Linked DNA regions of Homo sapiens: region 1 is linked to region 2. A link is an interaction called in ENCODE POLR2A ChIA-PET data of the cell type or tissue named here. Cell type or tissue: IMR-90. All regions are shown on one strand. Links, peaks and the distances in the headings refer to the core of each region. The heading gives the core; the rest is flanking DNA.

Evidence for each region. Peaks named below come from ENCODE experiments on the same cell type or tissue, not always from the same donor. Only the 100,000 strongest peaks of a DNase experiment are listed, where the experiment ranks them.
Region 1: POLR2A ChIA-PET joins it to region 2 with 9 read pairs; 3 of 35 experiments call an interaction of 5 or more read pairs at or near these places.

What each region holds. Positions count from the first base shown.
Region 1 is chr11:76,291,131-76,303,267 of GRCh38, forward strand. LOC105369395 (a long non-coding RNA gene) reads left to right here. Exons shown (of 5, transcript XR_950333.3): 2 at 7,448-7,597; 3 at 8,073-8,172. Among named protein-coding and RNA genes, the nearest start is that of TRP-TGG2-1, 61 kb to the left of the region's middle. RefSeq lists enhancers at 134-929, 737-796. In IMR-90, for the core only: no CTCF peak of the experiment used is centred there; no DNase peak of the experiment used is centred there; H3K27me3 peaks cover 2,366 bases.
Region 2 is chr11:76,365,504-76,377,640 of GRCh38, forward strand. It overlaps THAP12 (THAP domain containing 12), which reads right to left. Exons shown (of 5, transcript NM_004705.4): 2 at 349-469. Among named protein-coding and RNA genes, the nearest start is that of THAP12, 9.6 kb to the right of the region's middle. RefSeq lists an enhancer at 584-1,085 and a silencer at 5,830-5,939. In IMR-90, for the core only: no CTCF peak of the experiment used is centred there; a DNase peak (open chromatin) is centred at 5,868.

The DNA of each region.
Region 1 (12,137 bases), core at 1,708-9,707, 75 kb before region 2:
CCCACTCCCACTCCAAATTATAGTCGCCAGGCTTAGCAATAAAAGTACACAAATGCCAAAAAAGTTATTCACTGTTTATCTGAAATTCACATTTGACTGAGGGTCCTATGTTTGACCTGACAACTCTACTCCTGATGCGTGTTCAACCCCCGCCTCCTGAGAGGTCTTCCTCAAAGGCAAATTGGGCCATGTCCCTCCCCTTCCCCTGCTCCCCTCTGGCCTAGGACTCACCAAACTCCTTAGTATGATTTTTAAGACTCTCCATTTCCAGCCCCCTCCAGTGTTTTCCAGTCCCACACTCTAACTACACCAAACTTCTCATGCATTCATTCCTTCAAAAGATGTTTGCTGAGTGCTCGCTGTGTGCCAGGCCCTCTTCCCAGCCACACCGTTCCCTCTAGAGGACTGTCACTCTGCAGGTGCTGTTTTCCCTGCCTGCCTTCGGTGCCTTCCATAGCTGGGCACCCTGATGAACTCATCTTCAGAATGCAGGTCAGGCCTCCGCCTCCCCCAGGGCACACCCCCACCCTCCTGACCTCGGTCTATGTTAGGGGCCCCTCCCTGGGGCTCCTCTTTGTCCCAGCTCTGAGCACACCGCTTTGTCATTGTCATTGCCTGTGTCCACACCTGTCTCCCCACCAGACTGTGACTTCATCCTGGACGAAGGCCAGGTCTGACTCATCTCGGGGTCCCCAGCCCCGGCCCAGGGCCTACAGAGAAGCTGGCACCAGGAAAGGTGCGTGGAGTGTGTGGGAGAATCAGTGATAAATGATCACAGGGAGCAGAGTCCTGGAGTTTTCAAGACGGTTCTGATTTCGGTTTCTGTCCAGTTGCTCCCATAAGAAGCCAGCTGTGGCCAGACCACATGTCTCACCTGCTGGCTTAGAAAGCACAGTCTCCATCTACAGGAGAGGCATGGGACCTGGGGTGGTGGTGTTATATCCTGATGCTCCAGTTCTGCCTCTGCCCCAGGGGCTCCCTGCTCCCTCCAGTCCCCAAGCCTCAGTCCCAAATCTGTGACGGGGTCTGGGGAGACTGGGAAGTGTCTGAGGGTCCCTGCCATGCAGCCCTCTCACCCTCACTTGTCTTCTCTGAGCTGCCTCTGTGCCTCACGCTCGAGCGCCTTTGGCTCTGGGAGGCGAGACTGACAGCAGCAGAGGTGAAACCCCGGGTGCATTAATGGAGCCCGTGTTTACCCAGGCTGGGCCCGTAAAATGCCTCAAGCGGAACTGAGCTCGGCTTGCAGCTCCCGGGCATTGTCCGTTACGGCTGTTGAACCTTGGAATGGACCACCCGGGTGGGCATCTCATTCCCTTGACACCTTGGAAAACTCCAAAGGGAAGCTTGGGAATGCCTTGAGGCAGAGGAGTAGACAAGGATGCGTTGCAGGGCTCAGGGCCCTGAGAGGTTGGCCTGTCCAGCCTCTTGCCTTATGCTGCATTATGGCCTGGGGGAGAATGACTTGGGCTTTTTCTGCATGCTGCCTCTAAGCGGAACCCTGCAGTGGTACCCAGTAGACATGGCTCTGTGACTTGTCACCTCTGCCTGGTGTAGGTCTTCTTTCTCTACACTATTGCTGGGCTCTGTGGGCAGGTCCTGGGGCACCTCATCTCTCAGCCCCCCAGCCTGGCCCTTTTCTGAGTTCCTCTTCTCTGTCCTGCCCTGTGCAAGGGAAGAATCAGACTCTGTCTTGCCTTTAGGGAGTTCCCTGTATGAAAACAGCTAGCGCTGAGTACCCAGTAAACTAGAGGATGAGGCAGGCGTTCATCCATCCATCCACCCATTCTTGCATCCATCTCTTGGCAACAGTCCCATCAGTTTCTGGGGAACAAAGTTACCAGTGTAGCCTTGGGGGTCACGTGGTTCTGACTTCAAACCTGTCCCTATCAATCACATGACTTTTGGCTTCTCTCTCTACCTCTTTGGACCTCCGTTTCTGCATTGTTTTTAAAAAAAAATCCCACCTCACAGAGTAGTTACGGAGATTCCCTGAGACAATGCTCATCCACTGATTAGAACAGGGCCAGGCACCAAGGCAGACATACCCAGAAGCTAATAAAGTCTACACTTCAGTGCCCCTTGCTTACAGCTGTCCCTTCGCTGGAAGATAGATACCCTAGCAATGCGTTCCCATGGTCATATGTTTTTGTAAAACTTTGCACAAAGCAAGGTATTCTAGCCGCAAAGGGTTGATACCGCTGTTTCTTTTCACTTTTACTTCCCCTCCTTCCTTTCCTGTCAAGGGGTGTTGAGTGGCTGAGGCATTTGGGGGATTTAGCTGAAGGGAAGCTGAGCTGAGGATACATTTACAGTAATTTGGGATTAGTGGTGCATATTTATATGGTTCGCGGTCACTTACGGGTAGAGTTATTACTAGACGTTCTGGTATAGGAACAGCTTTCAGAATGAATACCTATACTGCCTGCCCACCGTGCCGACTCATTTGGTGTCATAGCTGTGACCGGGGCTGGAAGTCTGTGGACAGTGGAGGAGAAACAAGGTTTGAAATGTATAGAGACTGAAGCCAGTCTGGAGTATTCGTTCAGGCATCAGATGTACCAAATTGTAGGCAAAGAATTTGGGCCTCATCAAAACAGAAATTATCAGCCTCGTGTGGTGGCTCATGCCTGTAATCTCAGCACTTTGGGAGGCTGAGGTGGGCAGACCGTTTGAGTCCAGGAGTTCAGGACCAGCCTGGACGACATGATGAAACCCCCATCTCTACAAAAAAATGCAAAAAAAAAAAAAAGTTCTTTGGGCATGGTAGTGCATGCCTTATAGTTCCAACTACTCAGGAGGCTAAGGTAGGAGGATCACTTGAGCTCAGGAGGTGGAGGCTGCAGTGACCCATGATTGCACCACTGCATTCCAGCCTGGGTGACAGAGTGAGACCCCCTCTCAAAAAACAAACCAACCCAGTAATGATCTTGCATCAGGAATGTCATAGATAGTGCAGCCTATATAATTAGAAATTATAAATACATCTTTTCTGGACCGGGTGCAGTGGCTCACACCTGTAATCCCAGAACTTTAGGAGGCTAAGGAGGACAGATTGCTTGAGCCCACGAGTTTGAAACCAGCCTGGGCAACATGGCGAAACCCCATCTCTACTAAAAATTCAAAAATCAGCTGGGAATGGTGGCATGCATCTATAATCCCAGCTACTCCAGGACTGAGAGGTGGGAGGATCACTTGACCCTGGGAGGTAGAGGCTATCGTGAGCTGAGATCCCACCACTGCACTCCAGCCTGGGTGACAGAATGAGATCCTGTCTCAAAAACAACAACAACAACAACAACAACAACAAAAAACCACAATAGGCTGACGCAGTGGCTTATACCTGTAATCCTAGCATTTTGGGAGGTCGAGGCGGGCGGATCACTTGAGGTCAGGAGTTCGAAACCAGCCTGGCCAATATGGTGAAACCCTGTCTCTACTAAAAATACAAAAAAAAAAAATTAGCTGGGCCTGGTGGCAGGTGCCTGTAATCCCAGCTACTCAGGAGGCTGAGGCAGGAGAATCACTCAAACCCAGGAGGCAGAGGTTGCAGTGAGCCGAGATTGTGCCACTGCACTCCAACCTAGGTGACAGAGTGAGATTCCATCTCAAAAAAAAAAAAAAAAAACAGACAAAATAAATAAAAAGTAAATAAATACATCCAGGTTTTCTTCTTGATGGGAATCATGTGAAATAGAATTTGCCAGAGCTCTACATTTGTAGGGCACAACCCTACAGCAGTAGAACAAATAGCAAGTGTATTTGTGTCTGAAGCTGCATATTTTATGCATCTCAATTGTCAATCATAATACACTAGTTTCAATCAATCACATGAAAAAAAGACTGAATTATCTTTCTATTCTTTCTATAGAAAATATTGCATAAGTTGTCCAGGCGCAGTGGCTCATGCCTGTAATCCCAGCACTTGGGGAGGCCAAGGTGGGCGAATCATGGGGTCAGGAGCTCAAGGCCAGCCTGGCCAACATAATGAAACCCCATCTCTACTAAAAATACAAAAAAAAAAAAAATCTGCCAGGCATGGTGGCAGGCACCTGTAATCCCAGCTACTTGGGAGGCTGAGGCAAGGAGAATCGCTTGAACCTGGGAGGCTTCAGTCTCTATACATTTCAAACCTTGTTTCTCCTCCACTGTCCACAGACTTCCAGCCCCAGTCACAGCTATGATGCCAAACGAGCATCTTGGATGCTGATACACCATGTTGACTTCTGATTAACCCCTGTTCTGGGAAGGCCTCTAAGATTTCCAGTTTCTCTATTGTTCCTTGTGTAAGAGTGCACACTTACTGTAAATCCTGCCCTTAGGCCAAAACAACCTTGATGTTGTAGTACTTCGATTGTCCTACACATCCCTTCTGAATCACAGATGCCCTTTCCCTATGGTATATAAGCCCTGGGTCTTCGGGGGATAATGGTGCAGGGATCCACCATCTTGTCTCACTGCCACCCAAGACACAACAATGACTTCTGTTTGTCAGACCCTATTACATTTTTCTCTCTAAGAAACTGATTTGGCCAGCTTCAGCCTCTCGGTTTCCTCGGACACTGGGGACAGGTTTGCATATGCTTGCCCACCATGGAACACCATCCTATGGGGTCCTTGAAGCCTGGTGTGCACGGTTAGGAGCCCAGTGTAAAGGCTGGGCACACAGATGAGTTGAATACAGTTGCAATCTGTGGGCATACTCCCATAGAATGCACAGATACCTCTGTAAGATGCAGAACCCCTGCCTTATGTGGGCAAATAAAATAACACAATAGCCACTTACTGAGCATCTATAATACATGAAACCTATTTATATAATGTAACCGCCAACAGGACTCAGTGACTTACACTTGTAATCCCAGCACTTTGGGAGGCTGAGTTGGGGGAATCACTTGAGGCCAAGAGTTTGAGATGACCTTGGGCAACACAGCAAGATCCTGTCTCCACAAAAAATAAAAAAATTAGCTGGGCATGGTGGCTTGTGCCTGTAGTCCCAGCTACTCAGGAGGCTGAGATGGGAGGATCGGCTTGAGACCAGGAGGTGGAGGCTGCAGTGAGCTACGAACGTGCCATTGTACTCCAGGCTGGGCCACAGAGTGAGACCCTGTCTCAAAAATAAATAAGTAAAATATAATTTAATTCCCTCTTGGAGTATTATCCCCATTTTACCCAGGTGGGGAAACTGAGGCCCAGGGAGGTTAAAAACTTGCTCAAGATCACAGAGATCATGAGCTGTGGCTGGAGTTTAAGCCCCACCATCCACCCCGGAAGTGGATGTTCTTGTCCTGCCTGTTGCCACCCACCTCTTGGTTCAGGCCCATGTTACCCAAGCCTTCCTCTGTGCCCGGCCCAGTGTTGGGGCTGGGGTACAGGATAAACCTTCAGGGATCTGCCAGGGCAGGTTTGCTTCCTACATAGTCAATGCTAAGATGAGATAGCCGTTCTCAGAGCAGAAACTGGAAGAATCTGAGCTGGGGTCAGAGGGCCAGAGGTGGCCTTTGCACAGAGCCTTAACAGGTAAAGAGCGATGAGCCTCAAGACCATCTGCTTTGAATCCCCATTTTACAGACAAGACCACAGAGGGGTGCAGGAAGCAGGGGCACAGCTGGGCCTGTAACCCAGGCCCTCACACCCAGCCGGGCATTCAGGCCCTGCTCTCTGCCCACGGCCTCCTGCGAGTCCTTGCTGACTGTTCAGAGGGCAGCCAGGTGGTAGGAAGGTGGGAGCAGGGAAAGAATGGACCAAGAGTGGAGGTAGCCTCCAGAGGACACAGAACGCTCCTGTCACAGAGGGCCTGCCTGGGCAGAGGGAGTGGCAGACACAGGCTCCACCCACACTGGACTCACAGTATTTGCTGAAGGAAAACATGAACAAATGAATGAGTGGGGTCCCAGAGGGCAAAGTGAGGATCAACAGAAAGGAGGCTCAGGAAGCCAGATGTTTGAACCAGCGTCTGGAAGCATCTTCTCCCAGGCAGATGGGCCCCACATGAGGTTACTCTGGGAGGAGGGAGCACACGCCCCATCAAGGCAGGGGTGGAAAAATCACTTCCTGGAGGGCTATTGGTCAGGACTGCTGCAGCCAGGATTCCCTCCTGAGGAGCTGGTGTCTCTGGTCTGAGCTTCTTCCCACAAAGCCGCCTGGCCCAGAGCTGACTTGCATTAGGAGAAGGGACGTGCTTGCAGGCCAGTGATCTAGCCAGCTGACAGGTACCCCTCTGCTGGGCCAGGGGGGCCAGCCTCTGACCTCCACACCAGACACCAGCTCCCAGTGCCCGCTGGCCCCATGGGCCAAGGCCAGCCTGCCACCAGCTCATGGCGTGGCTGCGTGGAAGGTGGATCCCCTTGGTGCCTTCGCCTGCCCTGTCTGCAATCAAGACTGTTTTGATGCAAAAATCATTCCTATTTCCCCCCATGTTGCAGCCTAAAAACATGTTTACTTTATTCCTTTCATATAAAGGGTGGAGGTGGGATATAAATTGTATCCTCAGTCACGGATACAATTTCTTGGGTACAAAAGCCTCCCCCTGTAGTCGGGATGGGGGTGGTCCCCAGAACAGCCTGTCCTGGGTCATTTCTTTCTCCTCCTCTTTCTCGTCCCCAGGGCTACCTTGTTCTTCCAGTCTCTTCACCTCTCTGAGTCTTGGTTCGTGTCCTGTAGAATAAGAATATAGCGTGATTTTACAAAATCAAAACAAACCAAAAAATGTTATTTAGAAAGGAATGATCGTCTGCACCCAACTCAGGGGCTATGAGGACTGGCAGGACGCCTGGCAGGTGCCTGTTCCCTGGCTGGCTTTCAGGCCCCCAGTCTCGACCCCCACCCCACGGCAGGCCTGAGCGTGGGAGCTGCCCCACAAAGCACTGTGTCCAGCTCCTGCTCCTCTCATTTTGTGCCTGGGAGAAAATGGAAACTCTGAGGGCTTCAAACTCAATGTGTTTTATGGGCCCTGTGAACCCAGCAGCCCCGTAAAGTTGCTCTAGATGGTTTCCAGGTCCTGAGACCTCCTGGGATCCCCTGACCCAGGGAACCCTGAGCTCACTGGAGAGCACTGGGCCTCAAAACCAAAGGACAAGCTGCCAGACCCATGGGACTGGGCCGCCGAGATAACTCCCTCTGCCTACCTTGCTGCCCTTGCAGCCTGAGAGAGGCAGGGAATGGCTCTCACCATGGATGGGGCCATCAGAGGACCCAGAGAGGGATTCTACCTGCAGTGATTCTCAGCAGCTTCTGGCTTTCCAAAGAAATAATGTATCAACCCAGCCAGGGCCCGGGCGCTGAATGGGCTGAAGGAGTGGCCGTGCTGCCCACCCACATGGCTCTCACAGAGGTGTGGCGGGGGCCGCTGGAGAACGGCAGCCTCCCTCTGCTTCCCTTCCCAGGAGGGCCATGGTTATAGACACAGGTTCGGAGTCAGCCCCAGCTTGAATCCTGCTTCTGCCACCAGCCCTGTGACCTGAAGCAAGTGAGTCCCAATCACCTCATCTGTGCACTGAGATGCAGAGTGGCTATTTCTACTGCATGTGGCTGTTGTGGGGACTGGGCGAGAGAGATCCCCAATAGGTGCTATGATTTTTCTCCCTGCTTTGCCCTCCAGGTAAGATGGTACCAACCATGGACCCAACAGATGGGCACATCCTGTTGTTGCCATGTCCCAGTTCTCTCTGGGGCTTTGCCCAACCCAGCTACATTCTTTCTTTCTTTCTTTTTTTTTTTTTTTTAGAGCGGAGTTTCGCTCTTCTTGTCCAGGCTGGAGTGCAATGGTGCAATCTCCACTCACCGCAACCTCCGCCTCCCAGGTTCAAGCGATTCTCCTGCCTCAGCCTCCCGAGTAGTTGGGATTACAGGCATGCGCTACCATGCCCAGCTAATTTTGTATTTTGAGTAGAGACGAGGTTTCTCCATGTTGGTCAGGCTGGTCTCGAACTCCTGACCTTAGGTGATCCACCCACCTCGGCTTCCCAAAGTGCTGGGATTACAGGCATGAGCGACCACTCCTGACCCTACATTCTTTCTTGTTCCTTGATTGTCAAGGAACTTCCAACGGAAACATCTACTTTCTTGTTCTCTAGCCATACCCGGAAGCCCCCGAGTTTTGATCTGGCCCAGGTAGACCGATCATTTCCTCCAAGTCCCCCTTCCCTGAGGAGCTGGCGTGCTTCAGTCTCACAGGTAATACCACTACTACTAATGTCCATAATAATGATAGGAATAGCTGGCATTTACGGAGGGCGAGCCCCTCATGTATTGCACGTTACACACAATTGAGTTACAGAAACAAACCCAATTCATCTTCACCACTATCTGTGACATAGGTGCCAACATTATCCCATGTTACAGATGAGGATGCTGAGGCACAGAGACAAGTAACTTGCCCAAAGTCACATAATTAAGGAGTAGCAGAGCTGGAATTCAAACTTGTGAAGTCTGGTTGTAGAGCCCCCACAATGATCATTCTTGGCACATGCTATGCATGCATTCATGAGACATGAATGGGGACTGGAAGGCACAGAGAACGTGGGACAAGAGGAGTGTCCTCCAGGCTGGACATCCACAAAGCCCAAGTGTAGATGTGTTCCGCAAATGCTGCATGCCCACTATCTCTTTTTTTTCTTTCTTTCTTTCTTTCTTTTTTTTTTTTGTGATGGAATTTTGTTCTTGTTTTACAGGCTGGAGCGCAATGGCATGATCTCGGCTCACCGCAACCTCCACCTCCCAGGTTCAAGCAATTCTCCTGTCTCAGCCTCCCGAGTAGCTGGGATTAAAGGTGCATGCCATCACACCTGGTTAATTTTTGTATTTTTAGTAGAGACTGGGTTTCATCATATTGGTCAGGCTGGTCTCGAACTCCTGACCTCAGGTGATCCGCCTGCCTTGGCCTCCCATAGTGCTGGGATTACAGGAGTGAGCCACTGAGCCCCGCCTACACGCCCACTATCATTGCCATTTTCAGATGAGGTGGGTGAGCCTGAGAGGCGGAGGAGAGGTGAGTAGCCTAGGAGCTCACAGAACTGAAGGAAGGGACCCCAGGGCCCTGCCTGCTGAGGTCCAGAGATTTCCCTGGCGGTATGATGCCCCCATGGCCTGGGCATTCTGGAGCCGACCCTGTCACCTACAATGTTATTCTCACCGTAAAGGCATCAAGGTGAGGGTGGTGCTTCCCAGGACATGCTCCCTGGACCACCTACCTGTGCCAGAGTCTCCCAGACACTTGTGAAAATGCAGATTCCTTGGTTCCATTCCTGAGCTCCTGAATTAGAACCTCCAGGGGTTGAGAAGAAGCATTAGGCTAGAAGGATTTCTGCTCGGACGTTGGAATCCATTCAGATACAGAGTCAAGGATCCCTGGGCAAGTCATTGAATTTCTCTCAACCTTCATTTTTTTTCATCTATAACTTGGAAATGATAAAACCAGTGGCTGTGAGATTCAATGAAATAGTGTGTGTGTGACTGGTGTATGGAAGAGGCCGAATCAGTGGCATGCAAGTAAAAAACTTTTTCGCTACCATCTTTCTTTTTTTTTTTTTCTGAGACAGAGTCTCGCTTTGTTCCCCAGGTTGGAATGCAATGGCGCTATCTCAGCTCACTGCAGCCTCCGCCTCCAGGGTTCAAGTAATTCTCCTCCCTCAGCCTCCTAAATAGCTGGGACTTTAGGCGCGTGCCACCACACCCGGCTAATTTTTGTATTTTTAGTAGAGATGAGGTTTCACCATGTTGGCCAGGCTGGTCTCGAACTCCTGACCTTAGGTGATCCACCCTCCTCGGCCTCCCAACATACTGGGATTACAGGTGTGAGCCACCATGCCCGGCCTCACTACCATCTTTCAAACCTGCCCTGTTGGATCTCCCTCCCCACCCCTTGAAAAGGACCTAGGGACCAGGCACGGTGGCTCACTCCTGTAATCCCTGCACTTTGGGAGGCCGAGATGGGTGGATCACAAGGTCAGGAGTTCAAGACCAGCCTGGTCAACATGGTGAAACCCCATCTCTACTAAAAATACAAAAATTAGCTGGGCATGGTGATGCATGCCTGTAATCCCAGCTACCTGGAAGGCTGAGGCAGGAGAATTGCTTGAACCCAGGAGGTGGAGGTTGCAGTGAGCCAAGATTGTGCCACTGCACTCCAGCCTGAGACAGAGTGAGACTCCATCTCAAAAAAAAAAAAAAAGGGAAAGGACCTAGGGTGGACCCACATCTCCCTGCTCTGCGTTCAGTATTAAGGAACAGGCTCGTCTTCAGCTGGTAACAGGTGCACCCAGTCTGACCCCAGGAGCTTAATCTCATGCCCAATTCAAAGTTCCTCCTCCCCCAGCTCAGGCCCATTCCCTGATTCTACTGCTGGGTGGGGAGGGGCTCAGTTGGTTCCTCTCTTACCTCCTTCCACTCCTCTAGGCTGCCCTCTGCCCACAGTCAGGCCTAGAATGGGGAGTGGAGGGCAGTGTGGAACACCAGTAGGGTCTTACCAGAACTGCTGAATCCAGGATAGGGGAGTCCTCTCAGGGTGGCAATGTGCAAACGCCAGCCTTCTCTCTTTGGGGTGTCCTGTGTCCTGTGGGCTCTTCAGTGACCCCTTTTTGCTAAGAACCTCCAACCCACAATTCATCGGCCTGGGCACGCCTCCTCTTCCTGCTGATGACTTAACCAACCCCACCCTCAAGCCCACCTGATGTCTTCAGTCTTCCCTTCAGCCCCACACAGAGGCTTTCTGTTGGGATTCCCTGATCCTGGCAAGCAGCAGACTCCTCGGACTGGTCCTTGCTGCATGGTTTGAGCCCCACTCCATTCCAGAGTGTCTACTTTGACCGACAGGAAACTTGGCTTTTGCCTGCCAAACTCTGGCAGAGAGGGTTTGCCCCTGCAGCCCCCTCTTCTCTCCCTCCAGCTTCCAGCCTCCAGATGGTGTTTCAAGTGCAAATCAGACATCTGTCCCTCTGCCCCTCAAATCCAGGACTTGCCAGGAAGGGGACAGTCCTTGCACACCAGACCTCTCCTTCCAGTCTCTGCCTCCTTTCATGCTTGGGCTAAAGGTGGTTGCCAGTAATAGAACTGGTTTGGGACCATCCCTTTCTTCTGTCCTACACAGAGACCTTAAAATGTGTGGTGTTGAGCATCCGTGGTGTGCACTTTGGGGCCTCAGCACCTAACACAAAGAAGGAGTCCATAAAGAATCCCAGACCCTTCTCTTCCTAAAACAAGGGGAGATGGGGACTCAAGGGAGGAAACAGAAGAGCAGAAACCGGGGCTACGCAAAGCATCAGGCGGAGCGGGGCACCTCCACAGGCTCCCGGAGACGGACATAAAACCAGGGATTGGGAGAGATCCGTTTTTAATTAAAAAGCCATCAAGGCCCAGGTATAAAGTATCATGACACTAACGGCTCAGGAAATCTGGAACCTTAAATCACAGCAATTTCTCCCCGGAGGGCAGGCCTGGGACCCCCAGGATTAGATAGAGGGCTTGGCGTGTGCCAAGGCAGGAAATGCTGAAGGCGAGTGCAGACTCCTCCCTGCTAAGACATTCAGATACACAGCAGCATGAGAGCTCAGAGGCTTCAGAATCCAGCTGGGTGCCATCATTTCACAAATGGGGAAACTGAGGCCCAGAGTCACACAGAGAGCAGGGGCAAAGCCAGAAGAGGAGCCTGAGCTGGAGGCCTGTCCCTGTGCCAGCCTTGAAATCGCACCCCAGGATGGAGGGCTTTCCACACTCCCCTGCCAGGGTTCTCCAGCAGGCCCTGGGGGAGGAGAACTCTGCCAGGGTCACTGAGCCCAGAGTGTTGAGTTTCTGCAGAGCTGTTGAGTGCTGGTGCTGGATGGGGCTAACCTAGAGATCTTGTAAACAGGGTGAGCCAGCTGTCCCCACAAGTAGAGGCCACCGGCACTCATTATCTAATGTGGTCCTCCCCATCTGCCTGCACCGCCTTCCAATAGGGACTCCCTGGGTAGAGGCACCTTGCCAGCCTCCCTCTACTCCAGCCTCACTTTCACCATCTCTATGCAGAGGAGGTTGAACTGGACCCTCTGTAGAGGCCCTCCCAGTGCTGACAACCTGAGATTCCAGAGTCTATCAGTCTGCTGTTCCATCCCCCAAAGAGTGGTGTTGTGAAGGCAGAAGGCAATCAGCAGGGTGAGGGGAAT
Region 2 (12,137 bases), core at 2,690-10,689:
TTCCCAAGTAGCTGGGACTACAGGCATACGTCACCACACCTCGCTAGTTTTTTTGGTATTTTCTGTAGCGACGGCATCTGGCCATGTTGCCCAGGCTGGTCTCAAACTCCTGAGCTCAAGTGGTCTTCCTGCCTCGGCCTCCCAAAGTGCTGGGATTATAGGCCCCCGGCAAAATCAGGATTTTAAGAACAAAACAGATACTTTTCAGCTCCAAATCTGTCTTCATCTTAAAGTGGCAGGATATAGGAATACCTTCCAACATTGGTAAATACTTACATTTCCAACCAGACACAGTGAGAGAGAGAAATCAAGTCAAACAGAGAGACACCAAGCTCTTCTATTACTCACAGTTCTACAGATCATAGAGGTCTCAAAATGTTTGGCACATAATCGATAATGTTTATTTAGCTGATCAGGTGTTTTATCTTCTAAGTCTGCTCTCCTACAGTTCTCCACCCACTTCTGGCATCTATAAATAAAACCAAAATACAATTATGAAAATGAGCTCAGCATTTAAATTTCAGCCTTCAGTTTTAAGGCAAACATACATTAATAACAACGGATTCCTGCTCCCCTCCCTGAGAACATAATTTGGAGAATTTGATTAATAACAAAATAACAGTTGGAAAAAACCTTAGAAGTCATTTAGTACCAACATTTCAATTACAGACAAGGTTAAGAAGTAACTTGTTTGGAGGGAAGTACAAAATCATCAGCAGAACTAGAACTGAAACCTGCATCTTCCAACTCCCAAAACATCAGAGAAGATTCAACCATCAGCAGAACAAGCAGAAAGCTGCATGCACAGCCACAAGGCTCACAGCTTAACATTCCCTTCAGGATTTCAACTTCAACAAGCATACAAAACAACACTGTCACTGTAGAAAATCAGCAATTAGGCCGGGCGTGTTGTCACGCCTGTAATCCCAGCACTTTGGGAGGCCAAGGCAGGCAGATCAGGAGGTCAGGAGATCGAGACCATCCTGGCTAACCCGGTGAAACCCCGTCTCTACTAAAAATACAAAAAATTAGCTGGGCGAAGCGGCGAGCGCCTGTAGTCCCAGCTACTCGGGAGGCTGAGGCAGGAGAATGGCGTGAACCCGGGAGGCGGAGCTTGCAGTGAGCCGAGATTGCGCCACTGCACTCCAGCCTGGGTGACAGAGCCAGACTCCGTCTCGGAAAAAAAAAAAAAAATCAGCAACTAGATGTTCTTTAAATAACTAGTTTCTAAGGGAAGCATAAAGGCTGTATTCGTTTATCTTCCTATGAACACAAATTATTATCTACAGTAATACGTGCTGACTAGATTGCAAGCTCCATGAATGCAGGGACTGTGACTACACAATCTAGTACACAAAAAGTGTTGAAGACAGAGAACAAGACAAAGTCCATGCCCTCTCGGTGCTTAAATATTTTCAGAAAAGCTAATAATAAGCACTTATTATGAGCCAGACACGTTCTAAGTCCTTTCCAAAGATGGGTACTATTAATATCCCCCTTGTGCAGATGAAGGCACAGAAATATTAAGTAACTTGCTAAAGTCACAACTAGATCTTTCCTCAAATTTCTTTTCTTTTCTTTTTTTTTTTTGAGACAGAGTTTTGCTCTTGTTGCCCAGGTTGGAGTGCAATGCCATGATCTTGGCTCACTGCAACCTCTGCTTCCCGGGTTCAAGCGATTCTCCTGTCTCAGCCTCCCAAGTAGCTAGGATTACAGGCATGCGTTACCACGCCTGGCTAATTTTGTATTTTTAGTAGAGACTGGGTTTCTCCATGTTGGTCAGGCTGGTCTCGAACTCCCGACCTCAGGTGATCTGCCCGCCTCGGCCTCCCAAAGTGCTGGGATTACAGGCGTGAGCCACCGCGCCCGGCCCATTCCTCAAATTTCTAAGAATAAAAGTTCTGCCGTGGATAAACAGTATCACAAATTATTTTTTTGAGATGGTGTCTTGCTCTTTAGCCCAGGGTGGAGTGCAGTGGTGTGATCTCAGCTCACTGCAACCTCTGCCTCCCAGGTTCAAGCAATTCTCCTGCCTCAGCCACCCAAGGAGCTGAGATTATAGGCGTGCACCACGACACTCAGCTAAGTTTTGTATTTATAGTACAGATGGGGTTTCAGCACGTTGGCTAGCTTGGTCTCGAACTCCAGATCGCAGGTGATCTGCCCACCTTGGCCTCCCAAAGTGCTAGGATTACAGGCGCGAGCCACTGCGCCCGGCCCAACATATTCCTTTATAATTAAATCACAGTATTTTTTTTTTATGTTTTAACACTATTGTCCACCTCCCCCCAACATACATGCCCCTGACACTTAATTCTCTCTACTCTAAAAATGTCAAATCAAGGTAAAATGCTATGATTTTTAAAAAACTACACCTAAATTGTACAGCATTTCATTTGACCAACAAGTATTACTGCTCACAGTAACGATGCCTAAGATGTTCACAATTTAATCACACTTTTACACAGTTGTACATTATGATTATAAACATTTCATGTTTCAAAATCCAAATATTAAGTATAAAAACGATCTCACTATAAAATAATTTGCCATACTGCTACAGTTGTTTGTTTTTTAAATTCTTAAATCTCTGGAGACCTTCCACACAGAGCAATACTGTACATATTACCTCCGAACTAAGTTGAAACAGCTTTCTGATATCAACAGCAACTCTTATTCAGACAATCAAGAACAGAATGGGCATCAGGCAGAGAGCCTAATCAAATACACCTGACTTTCTATATGAACTACTTAAGAATAAATCTAGTGAAAGAAGTGCAAGACCTCTAATAATCTTTTTAAAGCAAACTTAAATAAATACACAAGTTTATGAACTGGCACACTAAATTCCAAAGATGTCAATTCTCCCCAAACCCATTTACTAATTCAATATAATCACAAGCCCAGTAAGTTTGTGAGAGAGAGCAAGAGAAAGAAATGACAAATTATTCTAAAACTTTTTATACACAACATTAAAGAACCAGGGATAACCAAGATAATCTTGAGAGAGAGAGAGGAAAAAGGAGGTTGAAAGAATTACACTACCAGATATTAAGACTTACTGTAAAGCTTATTAAGACAAGTACTGGCAGAAGGACAGAACAGTGAAACAAAATAGAGCACTGCAGATACTTAAAGGTAGCTCTGAACAGCAGCAAATATGGATTTTTCTTTTCCAATAAATAGGGCCGAGTCAGCTGAATATCTACATGAAAAAAATAAATCTTAACTCCTACTTGTACACCATACACAAAAATAAGTTCCAAGTGATTGGAGATCTAAATATGAAAGGTAAAACAATAAAGCCACTAAAAGATAACACAGGAGATTATCTTCATGACCTTGGAATAAAGATCTCTTAAGGCAACAGCACAAATGCTAGAGGAAAAGATATATAAATTAGGCTACTTTAAAGTTAATAACTTTTCTTCATTAAAAGAAGCCATTTAAGAGTGAAATGGCAGACCACAAAATGTCAGATATTTGCAATACATATATCTAACAATGGACTCACATTCAAAATATATATGAAGAACTCCTACAAATAAATAACCCAACATAAAAATAGGCAAGGGGCCTTGAACAGGCACTTTATAATAAAAAGGTTATAAAAATGGCAATACATAGATGAAAAAAAAATGCTCGATCTCATTTGCCATCAGGGAAATGCTAATTAAAGCCAAAACAAATTACTACATACCCACAAGAATGACTACAATGTAAAAGAGGTAATACCAAATATTGGGGAGAAGGTGAAGTAACTTTGCCCATCAACAGCAGGATGGATAAATTGTGGTATATTCATTCAATGGAATACTACTTGGCTATGAAATGAACAAACTATCTACAATCTCACAAACGTAATGTTAAGCAGAAGAAGCCAGGAGTACATACTACATGATTCCTTTGATATGAAATTCTAGAACAGGCAAAACTCATTCATAGTGATTGTTCAGAAAAAGAGTTAACACAGCAGACCTCAGGCTGCTGTCCTTAGAAAGGCCTGTTTGTTAAGGACCTTGGGCTGGTATCCGGGAACTTGGTTGGTAAACAGTTCCATACACAGAAATAAAATTTTTCCTAACTGATAATGCAGCTCAATGTGCCTAGACTGCTTGTGCAAACAAGCACACCTGCTGAACACCTGCCATCCCTTCTGGGAATTTGGAATTTTATTATATGCCAGGCAGAGGCTGCCTATGTGATCAGGACCCAGTAAAAACCTCGGACACTACGTCTCTAACGGTCTTCTCTCCACAGAAACACGGCACGTGTTGCCACATTTCCACCACTGGGGAAAAACGGGCTCTGGGTGACCCCCTCATGGGAAAGACGGAGCATAGGGAAGCCTATACATGGATTCCTTCAGACTGTGCCTGTCTTTTTCCCTCATGATCCAGATGTGTATCCTTACTACAATGCAATAAATCTTCACTGTGAGTACAACCATATACTGAGTCCTGCAAGCCCTTCTAGTGAATCTTTAAATATGGGGTGGTCTGGCTCCGCCTCAACACAGTGATGGAATAGCAGATACATTTGGGGAGGGTAACAACTGGGAGTGGGCACAAAAGAGGCTACTGAGGTGCTGCTAATGTTCTATATCTCAAACAATAATAAAGCTTCCATTCATTCTCCCTCTTCCCCCCAAAACCTAACTAATCCAAGGTATGTGAAGTCACAGTGGCTACCACTGGGGAGAATGGGATAATGGCTGGGAGAACCATGAAGCAGAGGAAGTTTGGGACGCTAGTGATACTCTATTTTTTAAAAATCCCGGTGAAATTTTCATGGATATGTTACTCTGAAAATCCAACATGATGTACAGTTATCATTTGTGATCTTCTGTGCATATGTTTTTTGGGGTTTTTTTTTGAGAGAGAGGATCTCACTCTGTTGCACAGGCTGGAGTGCAGTGGTGCAATCTCGGCTCACTGCAGCCTCCATCTCCTGGGTTCAAGCGATTCTCCCACCTCAGTCTCCCATGTAGCTGGGACTACAGGCACACGCCACCATGCCTGGCTAACTTTTTGTATTTTTTGTAGAGACGGGGTTTCACCATGTTCCCCAGGTTAGTCTGAAACGCCTGGGTGAAGTGATCGTCCTGCCTCGGCCTCCCAAGGTGCTAGGATTACAGGCATGAGCCACCGCACGTAGCTCTTCTATGTATACGTTTTTACATGAATAAAATTATAAAAATTATATATGACCGGGAGGCTGAGGTAGGAGAATCACTTGAATCCGGGAGGTGGAGGTTGCAGTAGGCCAAGATCGCACCACTGCACTCCAGCCTGGCAAGAGAGCGAGACTCCGTCTCAAAAAAAAAGAAAAAAAAAAAAAATATATATATATATGACCACAATAAGTGTTTTCACATGTGTATTCATATGTGTATTATGAATATGTATATATATTTATATACATACATACCCACTTACATACTCGTCTCAAATTTTTACCAATGCCTCCCCTTTCCCAGCTCTCCCTGTCATTGTTCTGTTCCCTGTACTCCAGATTTTGTAGACTTTTCCCTTAGCACAGTGGAATGACTCCCCAAATCCATCTGCTTCTCTCCATCAATAACACCCTGGTCCAAGCTACCATAATTTTTTACCTGGTCTACTAGTATCTCTTCCAAACTGGTCATCTGCCCTTCTCTAACCCCTTCTCCGTGCTGCAGAGCATTTTTTAAAGCCAATTTGAGAATGTCTCTCCCATGCTTAAGCTTTTAGTGGCTTCTCATTACTCTCAGGATAAACAACTGTGTTCACTTCTATCCTGGGGCCTTCCCTGCGCTGTTTACTCAGCCTACTACACTCTTCTTGCTGCTTTTTATACACTTCCTATGCACAGTTAACTATGACTCAGCCTTCAGATCTTAGCGCAAATGTCATTTCTTGAGGGAAAGTTTTCCTGACTCACATGTGTACATATATGTGGGTGTATGTGTATGAATATGTATGCACACAGAAAACTCCAGGCATTTAAGACTTTCCACCTCTCCATGTATAATATCTCAACTCCCTACATTTATCTTACTATATTATTCCCACAGTGTAAACATGCCCTAATGTCTCCCATCTTTAAAACTCTCTTAATCCTGATCCTCTTTATAGCAAAACTTGTTAAAGCATCCATTTGGACTGCATCCACTTATCTTGTTGTACTGTCTCCTTAATCAATGCCAAGGAGGCTCCTACTCTATCCCTTTTCCACTGAAACTGCTCAAGAAAATTACTAACGACCCTATCCTGCCAAATCCAACGGTCACTTTCCTGTACAGATTTTATTTCATTTTTAACTTTTCTTTTTTTTTTTTTTTTTTTTTGGTGGAGTCTTGCTCTTGTCGCTCAGGCTGGAGTGCAGTGGCACAATCTTGGCTCCCTGCAACCTCTGCCTCCTGGGTTCAAGCTACTCTACTGCCTCAGCCTCCTGAGTAGCTGGGATTACAGGCACCCCCCACCATGCCCGGTTAATTTTTGTACTTTTAGTAGAGATGGGGTTTCGCTATGTTGGCCAGGCTGGTCTCGAACCCCTGACCAGGTGATCCACCCGCCTCGGCCTCCCAAAGTGCTGGGATTACAGGCGTGAGCCATCGTGCCTGGCCTATCTTTTATTTCATTTTTAAAGTAATGAGAAGAGGTGTCATTATGTTGCCCAGGTGGGTCTCAAACTCCCGGGCTCAAGCGATCCTCCCGCCTAAACCTCACAAAGTGCTGGGATTACAGGCGTGAGCCACTGCGTGCAGCCACTTTCTGTACACACCTTAAACACCTTCAGCACTAGTCAACCATCACTGATTACTTCTTTGTTTTGTTTTTGATGTTTTTCCCTCATTGGTTTCTTACTAATGCAGCATTTCTAAAAGTGTATTCCAAGGAATCCTGTTCAAAGAATTGCTTCTAAAAAAAAAAAAGAGAGAGAGAGACAGGGCCTCAATCTGTCGCCCAGGCTGTAGCACACTGGTGCAATCATAGCTCATTCTAAGTTCAAACTCCTGGGTTTAAGCCATCCTCCTGCCTCAGCCTCTCAAAGTGCTGGGATTACAGGCCTGAGTGACTATGCCCAGTCAGAACTGTTACATTTAAAAAAAAAAAAAAAAAAGGGACCGGGCATGGTGGCTCATAATACCAGCACTTTGAGAGGCCAAGGCAAGAGGATCACTTGAGGCTAGGAGTTCAAGACCAGCCTGGACAATATAGGGAGACCTTGTCTCTATAAAAAATTAAAAAATTAGTCAAGTGTGGTGGCGTGCGCCTATGGTCCCCAGCTACTTGGGAGGCAGAGATGGGAGGATTGTTTGAGCCTGGGAGATGGAGACTGCAGTGAGCAATGATTGTGCTCCTGCACTCCAGCCTGGGTGACAGAATAAGAACCTGTCTCCAAAAAAAAAACAGGGTTCCACGGTCAAAAAAGTTCGGGTAATACCTATTTTATCCTGTCCTACCTGCTCTTAAGGTTTTAGACATTTCTGCAGGGCCTTTAAAAAAGTTAGCTAACCTCTCTGTACCTACTTTGGTCATCTGTAAAGCAAGGACTACCTCAAAATTTACTGCAAGGGTAACATGAAATAATGTATATATAACAGAGAAGTATATAACAGAGCAGTGCCTGTCACAAAGAATACACTACGTAAGTACTGTTCCAGCCTGGGCAACATGGCGAAACCCTGTCTCTACAAAAAATATAAAAATTAGCCAGGCATGGTGGTATGTACCTGCAGTCCCAGCTACTTGGGAGGATAAGGCAGGAGAATTACTTGAGCGCAGGAGGCAGAGGTTGCAATGACTGGAGATCGTGTCATTGCACTTTAGCCTGGGTGACAGTGAGACACTGTCTCAAAAAAAAAAAAAAAAGGAAAAAGAAGTACTATTATTACAACTCACCCCATTGTTTGGAAGATTAAATGAGTTGATATGAAAGTACTTCAGGCTGGGCGTGGTGTCTCACATCTGCAATCCTAAGACTTTGGGAGGCTGAACAAGGGGGGAATGCTTCAGCTCAGGAGTCCAAGACCAGCCTGGGCAACATGGTGAGACCCTGTCTCTAAAAAAAATTTTTTTCAAAAATTAGCCGGGGGTTGTGATGGGCACCTATAGTCCCAGGTATTTGGGTGGCTGAGGCTGGAAGATTGCTTGAGCCCAGGTGGTTGAGGCTGCAGTGAGCCATGCTCCTGCCACTGCACTCCAGCCTGAGTGACAGAGTAAGACCCCTCAAAAAAAAAAAAAGTTTGAAATTTGCTGCTCACATTTTAGAGCAGCAATTCTCAAACTTCATAGTCCCAGGATTCCTTTGCACTATTACATTATTGAGGACTCCAAAGATCTTTTATGTGGATTTTACCTAACAACATTTATCAGAAAAATTTTAAAAATATTTATTAATTCATTAAAATACCAACCTTATGTTAACACAAATAACGTTTTAATAAAAAATTGCATTTTCCAAAACAAAAATATTTAGTGAGAAAAATGACACTTCTTCATTTTTGCAAATCTCTTTAACGTCCAGCTTAACAGAAGACAGCTAGATTCTCACATCTGCTTCTGTATTTAATCTATTGCTATATGTTGTTTTGGTTGAAATATATGAAGAAAATCTAGCCTCATAACGATATGCAGTTAAAAAGGTTATTACAATACTCCTCTTTTTTCCATATAATTGTGAATTCTCCACAAGTGGTAGTTTCTTCAAGATTAGTTGAAATGTGACATCTGAGACCAGACCAATGAGCTTTTTCATGCCCTAGTACATAAAAAATCCCATAGTCTATCTTGCACTTTTATCCATGTATGTCTCTGTAAAACCATAAATTGGTCATTTGGAAAATATTAGTTCAGTGAGTTATACATACCATATAAATGTTAATGCAATTCATTATACAAAAAAAAAAAAAAACACATCAGTATCATCAGTGATCTCACCAGAAAAGTCTTTAAGTATTAGAGAGCTGTCAAGCTCACAGTGGCACATAAATTTTCCAAAATTCTAATTTTCAACTTGAATGCTCAAATTATCAGTTGTTCTCCTTGAAGTGGCAGGCTTGTTTATTTCTGAGAAAATGTCTACTGAACACTCAGATCTGAATAATATTTAGAAAATTCTAGAAAACACAACACAAAATTTATCAAAGCAATGATGCCATCATGTTATGTAGCAACCCAAAAATTCCACTGTCCACTCCTGAGAGACCAAATATGAAAAATGCAAATAATATCAGTGTTATTATGAAAATAGTTCTGACATTGTGGACTCCCTGAAAGGATCTTGGGGATTGCTATGGTCTGAATGTCTGCATCCCCTCAAAATTCATATTGAAACAATCCCCAGTGCAGTGGTGTTGGGAGGTGGGGCATCTGGGAGATGACTTAGGTCATGACGGGGAAGCCTTATTTGCCCCTTCCGCCATGTGAGAACACAACAAGAAGGCACCATCTAAGAAGCCAAGAGTGAGCCCTCACCAGATGCCAAATCTGCTGGTGACTTTATCTTGGACTTCCCAGCTTCCAGAACTATGAGAAATAAATTTCTGTTGTTTAAAAATCACCTAGTCTAAGGTATTTTGTTATAACAGCCCAAACAGGCACCCTCACGAGTCCCCAGAAAACCACTGTTTTACATTTCACAAAGTAGAGCACACCAGCTCTCAATCAGCCTTCATTAAATTGCCAGAAGAACCTTGGAAGCCCTCACCCATCTTGGGTGAGTTAGTACTAGCTGCCTGAGGAGGAAGAAGAGAGCTTCAACGCCCATCTCACTCTAATCAGAGCAATTCATTAGCTCTACCTGTACCATCTCCTGGTTTAGGAAGAGCTCCACTGTGAGCTGCCTCACAGTGGCAAGCCTTGGCATTAGGCAAGCCACCCTGGGGCAATCAAGACTTAGGCTTTTTTTTTTTTTTTTTACTTAAACCGTGTCACTGACCTAAGCTGGGTTGATTATTTCACTTTTTTAAAAAAGAAGCATATTAATGCCACGTTTTCTAAAACAATAAGAACTATTATGGTATGTGATTCCACACCATACACTTTATTAATTACACTCTTGAAGTTTAAATTATTTCTAAATAGCTGTTTCTAAAAGCATGCATGGAATTTATAACTGATGACTGGGAAATGTACTGTTTTAATAGCATTAAATATATTCATCTTTATTGTTTGTTAACAATGTTAGCATTTGAAGACTAGACTGGCAATGTCACCTTTTATCAACCTTCCCTACAACCTGTTTATAGAAGAAAAGGTGGGGGGGGGGTGGGTTAGAACTAATAACCCTAAAAATACTGTTATTAATTCAATAACACCTCTGGAAACTACTTCTTTGTTATAAATAACACTGGGCACAGTGAAATGGAAACTATCAAATACAGTAGAACTTAAAATCATGTAGTACGAGGAGGTTTGATTTGGATAAAAAGACCTTGAACATATTAAGTTAAACAAGCCAGACATAAAAGGAGAAATATTGTATGATTCCACCAATATGAGGAATCTAGAACAGGCAAATTTATAAAGACCGAAAGTGGATTCGAGGTTACCAAAGGCTGGAAGGGCAGGGGAATGGGAGGTTATTGCCTAATGGTTACAGTTTTTGTTTGGGATAAATGAAAAAGTTTTGAAAATAGTGGAGAAGGTTGCACAACACTGTGAATGTAATTAACGCCACTGAATTGCACACTTAAAGGTTAAATTAGCAAATTCTGTTGTATTTTACCAAAATTTTAAAAATTAATGTATATACCCCAAATCGTACACTTTACATGGGTGAATTATATGTGAATTGCATCTCAATAAACATCTTTTTAAAAAGAAATTCATGATTTGGTCTTGAAGCATTCAAAGGAGTCTAACGTTGAAAAGGGCAGAGACTTCGTGTGATCCTGGGAACAAAACTAGGACCTCCAAGGCCTCAATTACAGGAGGCAGATGTCCACTCAATACAAGGAAGAAACAACAGCCAAAGCGTCCAGAATCATCACGTGTCTTCTCACAAAGGGGAGGACTATCATTAGAGGTGTTTTAGCAAGGGCAAAGATGCCCATCTGTCAGGAATGCACAGGGCCTATAAAGGCCCATAAACATCTTTGTCTTCGAATGCTAAATTGTGTCTATGTTTTTTTTGTTTTTTTTTTTTTTTCAGGTAAGAGTCCTTATGCTAGATTCTCAAAAGGGATAATAACCCTAAAAATGATAAAAGTCACTATTATTGAGAAAATTCCAGTATTTCAAGTGAGATTTCACTAGATCTAAACACTTCTTTCAAATCTGAAACTGTAAACCCCTATAGACTATACTCCCCTTAAGGAGTGTAGTCAAAACAGGATTCACTACATATTAATACAAATGACCTGTGGTCCAGAACTGACTAGGGGTGCCCTCATTATGGAAGTGAAATAAACCTGTAAGAATGTCTTTGGGCTAAAATTTGGGTAAAAGGAAGATAACGCATAATGGGGCAAGGCCAAGTCAGACTAAGATGCTCCTCTCCTCTGTTCCCAACTGCTACTCCTCACTGTACTGAGCGAGTTCTTTCCCATGTCTCGGAACTTAAAACACTGGGAATGCCCCAGGACTCAATCCTCAGATCTGTTCTTTGCTCACTCCTTAGATAACCTTAACCCGTACCACGGTTTTAAATACCCTCTATAAACTGAGAACACCCATATTTACAATTTCCGGTTTGAAAGTCTCTGAATTTCAGACTTGTATATCCTATTCTCTCTTCAAGACATCTATTTTCTTTGAGGTGAAATTCTCATAACATAAAACTAACCATTTTAAAGTAAAAAACTAATGGCAATTAACACATTCATCATGTTCTGCAACCATCACCACTACCTAATTCTAAAACATTTTCATCACCTCAAAAGGAAACCTTGTAACCATTAATCAGTTGCTCCCCACTCTCCCTTTCGCCCAGCCCCAGGCAACCACTGATATGCTTTCTATCTCTATGGATTTACTTATTCTGGATATTTAATATAATAGAATCATACAACATATAAGCTTTTGTATCTGACTTCTTTCACTTAGCATAATGTTTCTGAGGTTCACCCATACTGTAGTATGTACTGGCACTTCATTCCTTTTCATGGCTAATATTTCATTGTATTGATATACATTTTGTTTATCCATTCA